Regions from separate parts of the Homo sapiens genome. Here region 2 is linked to region 1. A link is a loop called in an ENCODE intact Hi-C map of the cell type or tissue named here. Cell type or tissue: IMR-90. All regions are shown on one strand. Links, peaks and the distances in the headings refer to the core of each region. The heading gives the core; the rest is flanking DNA.

Region 1 (5,375 bases), core at 327-5,326:
GCTTTAGGCAGGGGAGGGATGAGGCTGAAGAGGGCCAGAGAAAACCCTCTCAGGCGCTGCAGTGGGGCAGAGGGGATGGAAGTAGGAAGCGCATAGGGAGAGAAGATGAGTTTGGCTAACCATCTTCATAGTCCAAGGAGATTGAGAAGCTCTTGCTCTGTGGTGGTGCGGGGGAAAGGCAGCAGAGGAGAAGGGCTGAGAGCAAGACTCACTCACTCACGATTGGGAGCAGCACAGCGCCTACTGGCTCAAAAAAAGGCCAGCCATGGTGGCTCACACCTGTAATCCCAGCACTTTGGAAGGCTGAGGCAGGAGTTCCCAGTGCTGGGTGAGCCCAGGAGTTCAAGACCAGCCTGGGCAAGATGGCAAGACCCCAACTCCACAAAAAATGTAAAAATTAGCCAGGGATGGTGGCTTGCCTGCAGTCCCAGCTACTCTAGAGGCTGAAGTGAGAGGATTGCTTGAGCCCAGGAGATCGAGGCTACAGTGAGCTGAGATCATGCCACTGCACTCCAGCCTGGGCAACAGAGTGAGACCCTGTCTCAAAAAGAAAAGAAAGAAAAAACCCACAAAAAACCTTGGCTTGGGGCCAGGCATGGTGGCTCACACTTGTAATCCCAGCACTTTGGGAGGCTGAGGTGGGCAGATAACGAGGTCAGGTTTTCATGACCAGCCTGACCAATACGGTGAAACCCCGTCTCTATTAAAAATACAAAAATTAGCCGGGCCTGGTGGCAGGCGCCTGTAATCCCAGCTACTTGAAAGGCTGAGGCAGGAGAATTGCTTGAACCCAGGAGGCGGAGGTTGCAGTGAGCCAAGATCATGCCATCGTACTCCAGCCTGGGCGACAGAGTGAGACTCCGACTCAAAACAAAACAAAACAAAACATGGCTTGGACCTAAATTATGTCCCACTGAATTGTGTGTCTTTGTTGCAGCATAAGCTATGACTGATGCTAGGCTTGGGGGAGCAACTCTTACTGTGTGGCGTTTGGTGTGGGTCTCAACCAGACGTCGGCCCCAGATCTATAGAGCCCTCAGGGAGGGAACTAATTACTACTCAGACTACTTGAGTTCAAGAAGCAACTGGGCCCATTATTTAACCCCTGTGTGCCTCAGTTTCCTTACCTGTAACATGAGGGTGTATCAGTTTGCTAGGGCTGCCAGAACACAGTACAACAGAATGGACTGCTTAAACAACAGAAATGTATCTACTCACAGTTCTGGAGGCTGGGAGTCTGAGCTCAAGGTGTCTCAGGGCTGGTTTGTTGGAGGCCTTTCTCCTTGGCCGATAGGCGGCCACCTTCTCCCTGTGTCCTCACAGGATCTTCCCTCTGTCTGTGTCTGTGTCCAAATTTCCTCTTCTTAGAAGTACACCAGTCATATTGTATTAGGGCCCATCCTAGCAGCCTCATCTTAATTACCTCTCCAAAGACCCTATCTTCCAATACAGTCACATTCTGAGGGACTGGGGTCAGGACTCCAATACATGAATTTGGAGGGGGACATAAATCAGCCCCTAACTGGAGGATAATATCAGAATTTATTCCTTCGCAAACTTGTAGAGTTGATTGAATTAAGACACGTAAAGTGCTTAGAACACTAATAGAAAATGCTTTTTACTACTACTATTATTGTTATTTAGAGACAGCATCTTGCTCTGTCACCCAGGCTAGAGTGCAGTGGCATGACCATAGCTCACTGCAGCTTCGAACTCATGTCCTCAAGCGATCCTCCTGCTTGGTCTCCTGAGTCGCTAAGATTGCAGGCGTGCACCACCAAACCCAGCCTGTTTGTTTTCTTCCTTTCTCTCTCTCTCTCTCTCTCTCTCATTCTTTCTGATAGAGTCTTGCTCTGTCACCCAGTCTGGAGTACAGTGGCGTGATCACAGCTCACTGCAACCTCCGCCTCCCTCAAGTGATTCTCCTGTTTCAGCCTCCTGAGTAGCTGGGATGACAGGCACGTGCCACCATGCCCAGCTAAATTTTGTATTTTTAGTAGAAACGGGGTTTCACCATGTTGGCCAGGCTGGTCTCGAACTCCTGACCTCAAGTGATCCACTGCCTTGGCCTCCCAAAGTGCTGGGATTACAGGCATGAGCTACTGCGCCTGGCACCCAGCCTGCTTTCTATTGTTTAAGATGCAGAAATGACGTATGAAAGCGGGGCAGCCACTTTACAGGTTTCCCCAAGCTCCTGCCTCCCCTGAAATTTGGCTCCTTTGAGTCCTAATGGTTCTCGGACCCCATGCCCTCAGAAGCCTTCCCTACTTGCTTCAGGCGCCTCCCTTCTGAGGTCACAGCTCTGAGGCCAGGATCCTCTGTAACCGCCTTCTCCCCACGAGGCAGCCTGATTGCGTGGCCCCTTGAAAGCAATTAAGCCTGTGGTTTTCAAACTGTGGTCTCCAGACCATCAGCATCACCTGGAAACTCGTTAGAAAGGCACATTCTTGGGCCCACCCCATACCTCTGTGTTAATAAACCCTCCCGCTGATTCTAATGCGTGCTCCAGGCTGAACAAGAAGGTCCTCAGTGAAGGAATCAATTCTGCCGAACTACCGCTTGGGGACAGCACAGGACCACAAGGTAACCATGGCTGATGAAAAGCACCCGCAAATTGCAAAAGCCTCTCACTGCCCTTCCGGCCTCCAGTGTTGCTGTAAGCCCCCTTCAGTTCTCCCCACATACCCTGCATGACCTCTGGAAACCTCATACCTGATGGTGTCACTGGTTCAGAATTCTTCAGCAGCTCCCTAGGACATGAAAGGTCCTTCATTTGCTGAGCAGTATCTCCTGCCAGGTGCATCTTGCACGGGCTCCTCTCTCTCTGTCTCTGTACGTTCCCTGGGGTCGGACCCACCTGGGTTCGAATTTCAGCCCTGCCATTTACCGTCTGGGCGTGATGTGGGCAAGATACATCATTTTGAGCCCCTCATCTATGAAATGGGAGCAGTTAATAAGACTTTTCTCATGGGGCGGTTATGAGAGTCGGAGACCTCATGTATAAAGAGATTTTAGCCTAGGATCATGCAAACAGTAGGTGCCTGATATGCAGCAACTCTGCTTCCCCATCTGCACTGCCAAGTGCAAGAGGCAGTTGCCCACAGGCCCATCTCCGTGCCGGGTGTAGTAGGTGCTGTCTGAGTCCCACCAATCCTCTGACTTCGTGGCTTCCATCTGCCAGAACCTGTGTGTCTTTGCCTGGGGCTTTCTCTGGCTGCTGGTATCCACTGTGGTACCAGGGCCATAAATCTCTGTAAATTGGGGATGATAATAATGCCTACCTCATGGCACTGTTGGGAGGCCTTGTTAGTACCCTGCGTAGAAGGGGGCCTCAGATGTTGGGGTGCTGTTGGGGTGCTGTCTCTGTAACTCGCCTACCCACAGGAGTAGCCGTATCAGGAATACTGGGCAGTAGATGAAAGACGTGGGCCTGGCTCACATGGTGGCTCTCTGCTCTGCCACCCAGGCCGGCACCTGAGACGCCTGAATTGATGTCATAGGATGTAAGAGGACACCAGGAGCCTGGGGCTGCCAGTAACCCTGGCACCTTGGCAGGGCAGTGAGTTCTTCATAGCCTCTGAGAACCTGGACCATCTCAAGCTGGGGACCTGGAGGTGACTCAGCCCCTCAGCCTGCAGCCTGCAGGGCCAGAGGGACCTGCACTTTCCTGGGTGGGTGGGTGAGGGGCATAGACCTTGTCCAAAGTCACTGTCATCAGGACCCCACTCTTTCTTGTGGTTGCTTCCTGGGGGTTTCTCTGCCCTTTATCTTCATGTTCTGTGTGGGGCTAATCTGGCCCTTGGATGCAGTAGGCATTTATCTATGTGACTTGATGTAAGGGGCTCCAAAAATGCCCCCCGCCCAACCAGCCTAAATATCTCCCTGCCAGACTGTCATACTGTCTGTGCATGAAACCCCTGGCTTCAGCATTGCCCTCTCCCATTTCCTCGTATTGAAATAGGTGGCAAGCTGCAGTCAGGACTGGCAAAGAGCCCTGTGCAAAATGAAAATGGAGGGCTCCTCGTCCAAAAGTTAGGAAGAATTTCAAGGCAACAACAGAAGAGAATTCAACTAAGCACGGGGCCCTGCACTGCTGCACAGGCTGTGCACTCTTGAAGCCAGCTCTGCCTGCAGCCTGAGCTCTTAGCGAGACAGGATCACCTCCTTTCCTTGCACCAGTGAGGAGCCCTGGAGCTGCCCAGATCAAGGACACAAAGACAAAACGAGCCTCTTTACTCAGCTCAGGACAATTGTTGTTTTCGGAGATGGGTGAAGCTCAGGGCCCTCTGTCCAGCTGGCCTAACTTCAGGGCCTCCTGAAATTCCTCTGGGTTCTCCAGGCCCCTGGAGTCCTGGCAGTTGATGGGGCATTTTCTGCCTATGGCCTGGCTGGCCCTGAGCTTGTCCTTACTCTATTGCAGTGTTTGCCTTGCCTGCTGAGGGACTCGCTCTGGCATGTGGGCCTGATCCTGAGGGGTCCTTTTCCTGTTTCCTGAACAACCACCAGATCTTTGGATTTAGCTCCTAGCAGCCCCAGGAGCACCCCCAGACAGACTTCCCGTGCTTGGGGCTGTTCTAGGCTCTCCAGATCCACTGTCTTCTCCATCGCCCTGTGCCCCACAAGGCTGAGCTGGGTGGCTGCCTCTGTGGGCTACCTGTGCTTTTGCTTCTGGTTGGGTATGACCAATGGAAGAGAGGGAGGAGTGAGAGAGGTGGGCATTTACCCGCCAGCTCCCTCCTGGGGCTGCTGTAGCCTGGCTGTGTCCCTGCCCCAGGTGCCAGCTGCTTGTCAGGCAGCTCTCCCCGCTCAGCCCTTTCTGCCTCTGGGTTCTAACCCTCCCCGCTAGCAGCTCCCTCCCCTTGGACTGCCAGGCCTTGGGTGGTCACAGATTCCAGCTGTCACTACTGTTCCCTCCCTTGAGATCTCCCAATACCCTGACCATCCTTTGTGAATGGTTCCTTTATTAAACTCTCCCAGAATTATCCGAATTTGAATTTGTAACTATTTCCTTCCGGGTCCCTGACTGGTAGAAAGATCTTTGCTCTATGTTGTACCCCTGATCTATCTTTGTAGCCCTCAATCCCTTGGGACAGCCAGGTCAGGGACCAGATGTCCAGGAACTCAGGCCAGAGCCCACTCCCAATCTCCTTGGAGAACACCACAGAAGAAGTGGGGACCCTCCCCCAGGCCCCCCAAACACACCCACCGGGTACTCCATCCTCAGGGAATTGGGCACCAGGGGCCTACACATTGTGTCTTTTTCTCCTTCAGCTTCGGGGCTTGATGGAGGTAAGACAGTCAGCCAGAGAGGCTCATCCCCACACAGGCCCCCGGTGACCAGGTAACTAGGTAACCAGACAAGTATACAATTAGAC
Region 2 (5,375 bases), core at 290-5,289, 330 kb after region 1:
ACCCTGTCTCTACTAAAAATACAAAAATTAGCCGGGTTGTGGTGGCATGTGCCTGTAATCCCAGCTACTTGGGAGGCTGAGGCAGGAGAATCGCTTGAACCCAGGAAGTGGAGGTTGCAATGAGCTGAGATCTCACCATTACACTCCAGCCTGGGCAACAAGAGTGAAACTCCGTTTCAAAAAAAAAAAAAAAAAAAAAAAAGGAAAGAAAGAAAGAAAAGTTACAGTTAAATTTTTACAAAGAAAACAAGATTGTTGTTGACATCACATGACTTAAACTCCACAATTCTGAGTATCACCCCATTTCTACCACTAAATAGCTCTGCAACTTGGGCCAAGTCACACAAAGACAGAGTGGCCAAGTGGTGGGAGCCTACTGGTCTGTGCCTCCTGCCCTGAATCATGACCGGTGCACACGCATCCATGTCCGCTCTGCTCCTTACAGCCTAACTCTAAGCAGTGCTGGCCTCCTCCTGCCCAAGGCAAACTCTTTCATCCATGCTCAAGATCCCTCCCCTCCTAGATCTGTACTGCCCACTTCCCATTAGTCAGTACCCCCATCTCCTTTTTTCATCCTCAGCCATGAGTCTTCGTCGTTCCTAAGTCCTGCTATGCGTTCTCTCTCCCCGTCCTTCACGGCAAACTCTTTGTAAGAGTGGACATTGCTTTCTGACTTCAATCTCTCTCATGATTAAAGAAATCCAAATTTAAAAATGAAATACTGTTTTTCATATATCAGACCAGGGGTAAAATTAACATTGATAATACCTAGCGTCAATGAGGGAATAAGAAACAGACATTGTTTCCCTACTCTTTTTGTGGAAACATAAACCATTGCATCCTTTTTTGGAGGACATTGGATAATATATGTCAAAATTCAAATTATTTGACCCGACAAACTTCCTGCTAAGAGTTTACTGAGAGGGCATCTATATAATGTATATTAGGCAGATTTTTTTAAAAAAACAGATTTATATATAATAAAATATGCAAGGCACAGAACAGTGTATATGGTATAATCTCTTTTGTGTTAAAAATAAGAAGAAAAGATAAGTGAATAGACACACATTTTGTTGGGTATGCATATCTTTTCCCTGAAGGGAACAATAAGAAATTGCTAATGTTGATTAATTACCAATAGGAAAGGGAATATGGAGTGGAAAACTTTCACCTTTCATTTAGAAACTTCATATATGTCTTGAGATTTCTTAATTTACACACAATTATTTTATTTATTATTTTTACATATCAGGAGTTACCTGAATAGAGACAGTAGAGGTCAACTTTTATTTTCTTCTTTGTATTTCTGTCTACTAAGAAATACTAAAGAAAACAATAAGGGCAAATGATAAGAAATAGTTATAGAGAATATAAACTATGTAAAAAGAGTTTTGCTTTTCAAGTACGGTAAATTCTGGTCCTACATATTCTAGCCTTTAGCCCCATGAGGTTGGTCTAACTATGAAGATACCTAGCCCAACTTCTTTCTTTCCCACATCCCAAGCCTGTCTCAGTCTTGCAACTCCCACTCCTTAGGAGTGAATGCCCCAGGAAAGGAAAGTCCTGGGGGACCAACGGTGTCTCCTTGCAGCAAAAGGATCTGAGTGTGTTCTTGCAGTTGGCCCAGCTGGCCCAGGCACTGGTTAATCTGCGGCAGACACAGAGCTCACCCGCTTTTCTCTGAAGCCCTGGCTGTTGTAATAATAAAATTTGGCTCACAGACAGGATGGGAACATCATTCTCTCAGCTATAATCACAATGAGCCTGGGGATACACACTTTATGTCCTGAATACAAAGCGAAGGAATGGGCAAAGACAACAAGGGGAGGGAAGATGAATAGGAAAATAAAAAGTGATAAATATCTCTAGGAGCTAAAGAAGGGACAAAGAGAAGAAAATGGAGTGGGAAGAAGGAAAATCCCAGAAAAAAATATAACGAGAAAGAGAGAGAAAAATTGTGAAGAGAAGAGAAGGTGATGATAAAAAAGAGAGACAAATAAGAAAGAAAGGAGAGGTGAGAGGAAGAAAGAGAAAGGGGGAAAGAAGGAGGGAGTTTCACCTAAGACACCATAAAACTTTCATAGACAATAAGTCTCTCCCATAAACAAGATGAGGATGAGTTAAATTAATAGGAATTCAAACATGTGGATTATATTTCCCTTCAAAGCCACATGGGTTTCTAAAAGAAACAGGCTAGGGGTTGGAGGCAAAATGCAAGCAATGTTTTTCCAATCTCATCATTTGACAAAAAAAAAAAAAAAAAAGTATTTGCAGTTGGAAGAGTTTGACATGCTTTTGAGTTCAGTGAATTCTGTGTTCTTATAATCACCTCTTCTCTCTAACTCCTGCTTTTGATTATGGGAAGTGATGCAGCTTCTGAGAAAATAACATCTGCCATTTTGGAAACGAAAAGGAAATGAATGCACAATCATTGTCTCACCTGAGGGAGGCCTCACAAATCATCCGGGTGTGTGTTGTGATGTTGGCCCCGCAGGGATGGTAAGGAGGGTGTGGGTTTTATTTGTGGGGTCCAGGCCATCTCTCATGCAGAGAACAGCCTTGCACAGAAGCTGAAGGGACACCTCTGCCTTCAGACCTCAGATGCCATGTTCCTCACGATCTAACAAGAATATTCTCACTGAATCAGCAGTCCCAGTGCCCTAGGGAGAGGGGTGGGCGGATGGGTGCTCACTTCCTATCCCTGTTGGCGTTTCCTGCCCACCTATTTCAGGTTGCCTTCTAACTGGCTCTGAGCTGGCTGAAATCATGCCCACAGCTTGCATAGGAGCCTGGCTGACAGGGCCTGAGTGACTTCACATGTCACCTACCAGTGACATAGATCAGAGCTTACAGTGAACTGATAGAAGAGCTCAGAGAATTTGCCATGAATTGTTATAAACCAGGAGGTGATTCCACCTGCCTTGGACTTTCTCTTACTGATATTCAGTGCTCTGTTGCCTCAGGACTCAGACAGTGCCTACAAAATGCCAAACCATCAGAAAAAGCTAAGAGCTTATTAATCATCTGGGAACTTCCAAAAGAAGTCAATCAGTGATGTAACATGCAGCAAATGCACATCTGTCATGTGTCCTGTAGTGACAGATGCTGTCCTTGTTCTAATCAAGCCCCCTCAGTGAATCTCCTCACAGCTTGGACACTGCCTCTAGCTCATGTGTGCTTTGCTCCTAGAGGCCCGAACCTATGACTTCCTTCAAATAACTGAACCAACCCTTGGAGCTACTCTGCCCAGGCTTGGAGACCTTGAAGTGCCTGGTAGTCTACATCCCCCAGTAGCCACAGACTGCCGGGGCAGGAGCCTGAAGGCCTTTTGACTCAAGGGGTCACTTGCAGACAGGGTCAGGCCAAGGCTGGGACTCCCCCTGAGATCACCTCCTTGCTTGGCTTCTTCCCCTCCCCTTTTCTGCTTACCCTACTCTCTTACTGGTCTCGCCTGGAAGCACTTCCTTAAGAAATCATTTGCTCTTGTACTGTTGCCTCAGAAAAACATCTTGGAGAACCTGACCCAAGACATCTGCCTCATGATAGGCACAATGAGGAGAAAAATAAAACTCTTGCCTTCAATGTGACTGTCCCACAACAAAGCAGTTAAGAAAAAATGTATATATTTTTGAGACAGGGTCTCACTCTGTTACCCAGGCTGCAAGCAGTGGCACAATCTTGGCTCACTGCACCTCCACCTCCTGGGTTCAAACGATTCTTGTGCCTCAGCCTCCGAGTAGCTGGGATTACAGGCACGTGCCATCACGCCTGGCTAATTTTTGTATTTTTAGCAGAGACAGAGTTTCGTCGTGTTGGCCAGCTGGTCTTGAACTCCTGGCCTCAAGTGATCCACCCACCTCGCCCTCCCAAAGTGCTGGAATTACAGGTGTGAGCCACTGTACCTGGCCAGGAAAAATATTTCTTAAACAGCAACAAGGGGGCAAAAATGTTGGGGTTCAGTTACACCCCATCTCTGTCATTGAATGCTTGTCATGGTGCCAGCACAGAGTAATGTTAATGTTAATAGAAAAGAAGAGTGAATAGAGCCAGAGGAGAGATAGGGGCACTTTCAAAAGAGATGGACTTTGAGACATGGGTAGAGCTCACAGCACTTGGCATAATGTTGGCACTAACATTGCACATGAACTCAATTCCTCCCTCTTTTGATCTAGAACTCTACTTGGAAGCAGGTTCGGGGGCTGAGAGAGAAACTTCCCCAGGGATCTGCCTGCCCTTTTCACCACTGCCTAATTCAGGAGGGTAGTTGGCTGCCAGAGTTGTTTCTTGTGAATTATTTGTGTCCAGACCAGAGTCCACCCGCTTTGATAGTCAGCTTTTTCCCAAGGTCTTGTGATTTGAATTCTCTTTGGGGAATAAGGGCATGACACGAGATATGTTATCCAGGGAGGTGTGAAAAATGCTCCCCAGGTTTAATTTCTGAAGAAATAAACCCCATCTTGCTTTCAATTCCGTTTTCTGATTGACTACCTTGTTGATTCACTCAGCTATCATTACCCAGCACCGACTGTGTGCCAGGCATTGAACTAACCTCCACTCACTCACTGTCTAATACAGGAGCAGATACATAATATTTTAGTTCAGCGTGATGAGGGCAATGATCTAACAAGAATATTCTCCCTGAATCAGCAGTCCCAGTACCCTAGTTGAGAGACCCACATGGGGCTCATAGAAGTACAGAGAACTGGACCCTCCCCGAGCCCACCACTGCCTACCACGCTTAATCAAGGCCAATTGCTCTTGAGTGAAGCCATGTGCAAATTAGTAGTCAAGGTCATTCTTGGGGTGACTACAACCTTTTTTGCACATACTTGTCTCCATCACAGCTTTCAAAAGAATTATTTTTCATATAAAAAAATCTCTTCCCTTGTAGCCTGGGTTTCCAAGGGTAAAGAAAATGAAGCATTCTGTAAACCACTTCTTTCATACAAATACGAGGAGCTTTCAAGCGGTAGATTTATGGTCTGTGTGTACACTGTTGCTTAGATCCCAACAGAAAAACAAAATGTAAGCTAATACATACACAGGTAGGAGAAATTCATATTTCACATGATATCCTAAAGTGATACCTGGTAAAACATCATTCTACTTCCTTTCTGAGTATCATCTCTGTGAATATCTTTGCAGCTGTTTTTATGAGCTTATTGGCAATCATGTGACCTTTTAGTGTCAACAATGCAACTTTAACTATTGCTTCTGTAGGTTTGATCTCTTCTCTGTATTTAGAAAGAAACCCCGGTAATTCCATCTTGAAAAACATTATTTTACACTCTTTCTGACTGGCGGTGTGGGACTCATTTAGTTTACTAAGGAGGTGATTGTATTGTTTTGGAAAATCCCATAAATGCTTAAATGGC

The links. Hi-C counts contacts between places; a loop is a spot of excess contacts. Peaks named below come from ENCODE experiments on the same cell type or tissue, not always from the same donor. Only the 100,000 strongest peaks of a DNase experiment are listed, where the experiment ranks them.
Region 2: it touches region 1 in a loop (9-fold over the local background); 1 of 110 quality-filtered maps calls a loop at or near these places.

The regions. Positions count from the first base shown.
Region 1 is chr20:4,106,251-4,111,625 of GRCh38, forward strand. No RefSeq gene overlaps it. Among named protein-coding and RNA genes, the nearest start is that of SMOX, 40 kb to the right of the region's middle. RefSeq lists enhancers at 2,609-3,161, 3,162-3,713, 4,047-4,611. In IMR-90, for the core only: a CTCF peak has its summit at 2,566; a DNase peak (open chromatin) is centred at 2,571.
Region 2 is chr20:4,433,215-4,438,589 of GRCh38, forward strand. No RefSeq gene overlaps it. Among named protein-coding and RNA genes, the nearest start is that of ADRA1D, 190 kb to the left of the region's middle. In IMR-90, for the core only: no CTCF peak of the experiment used is centred there; a DNase peak (open chromatin) is centred at 2,177; H3K27ac peaks cover 815 bases.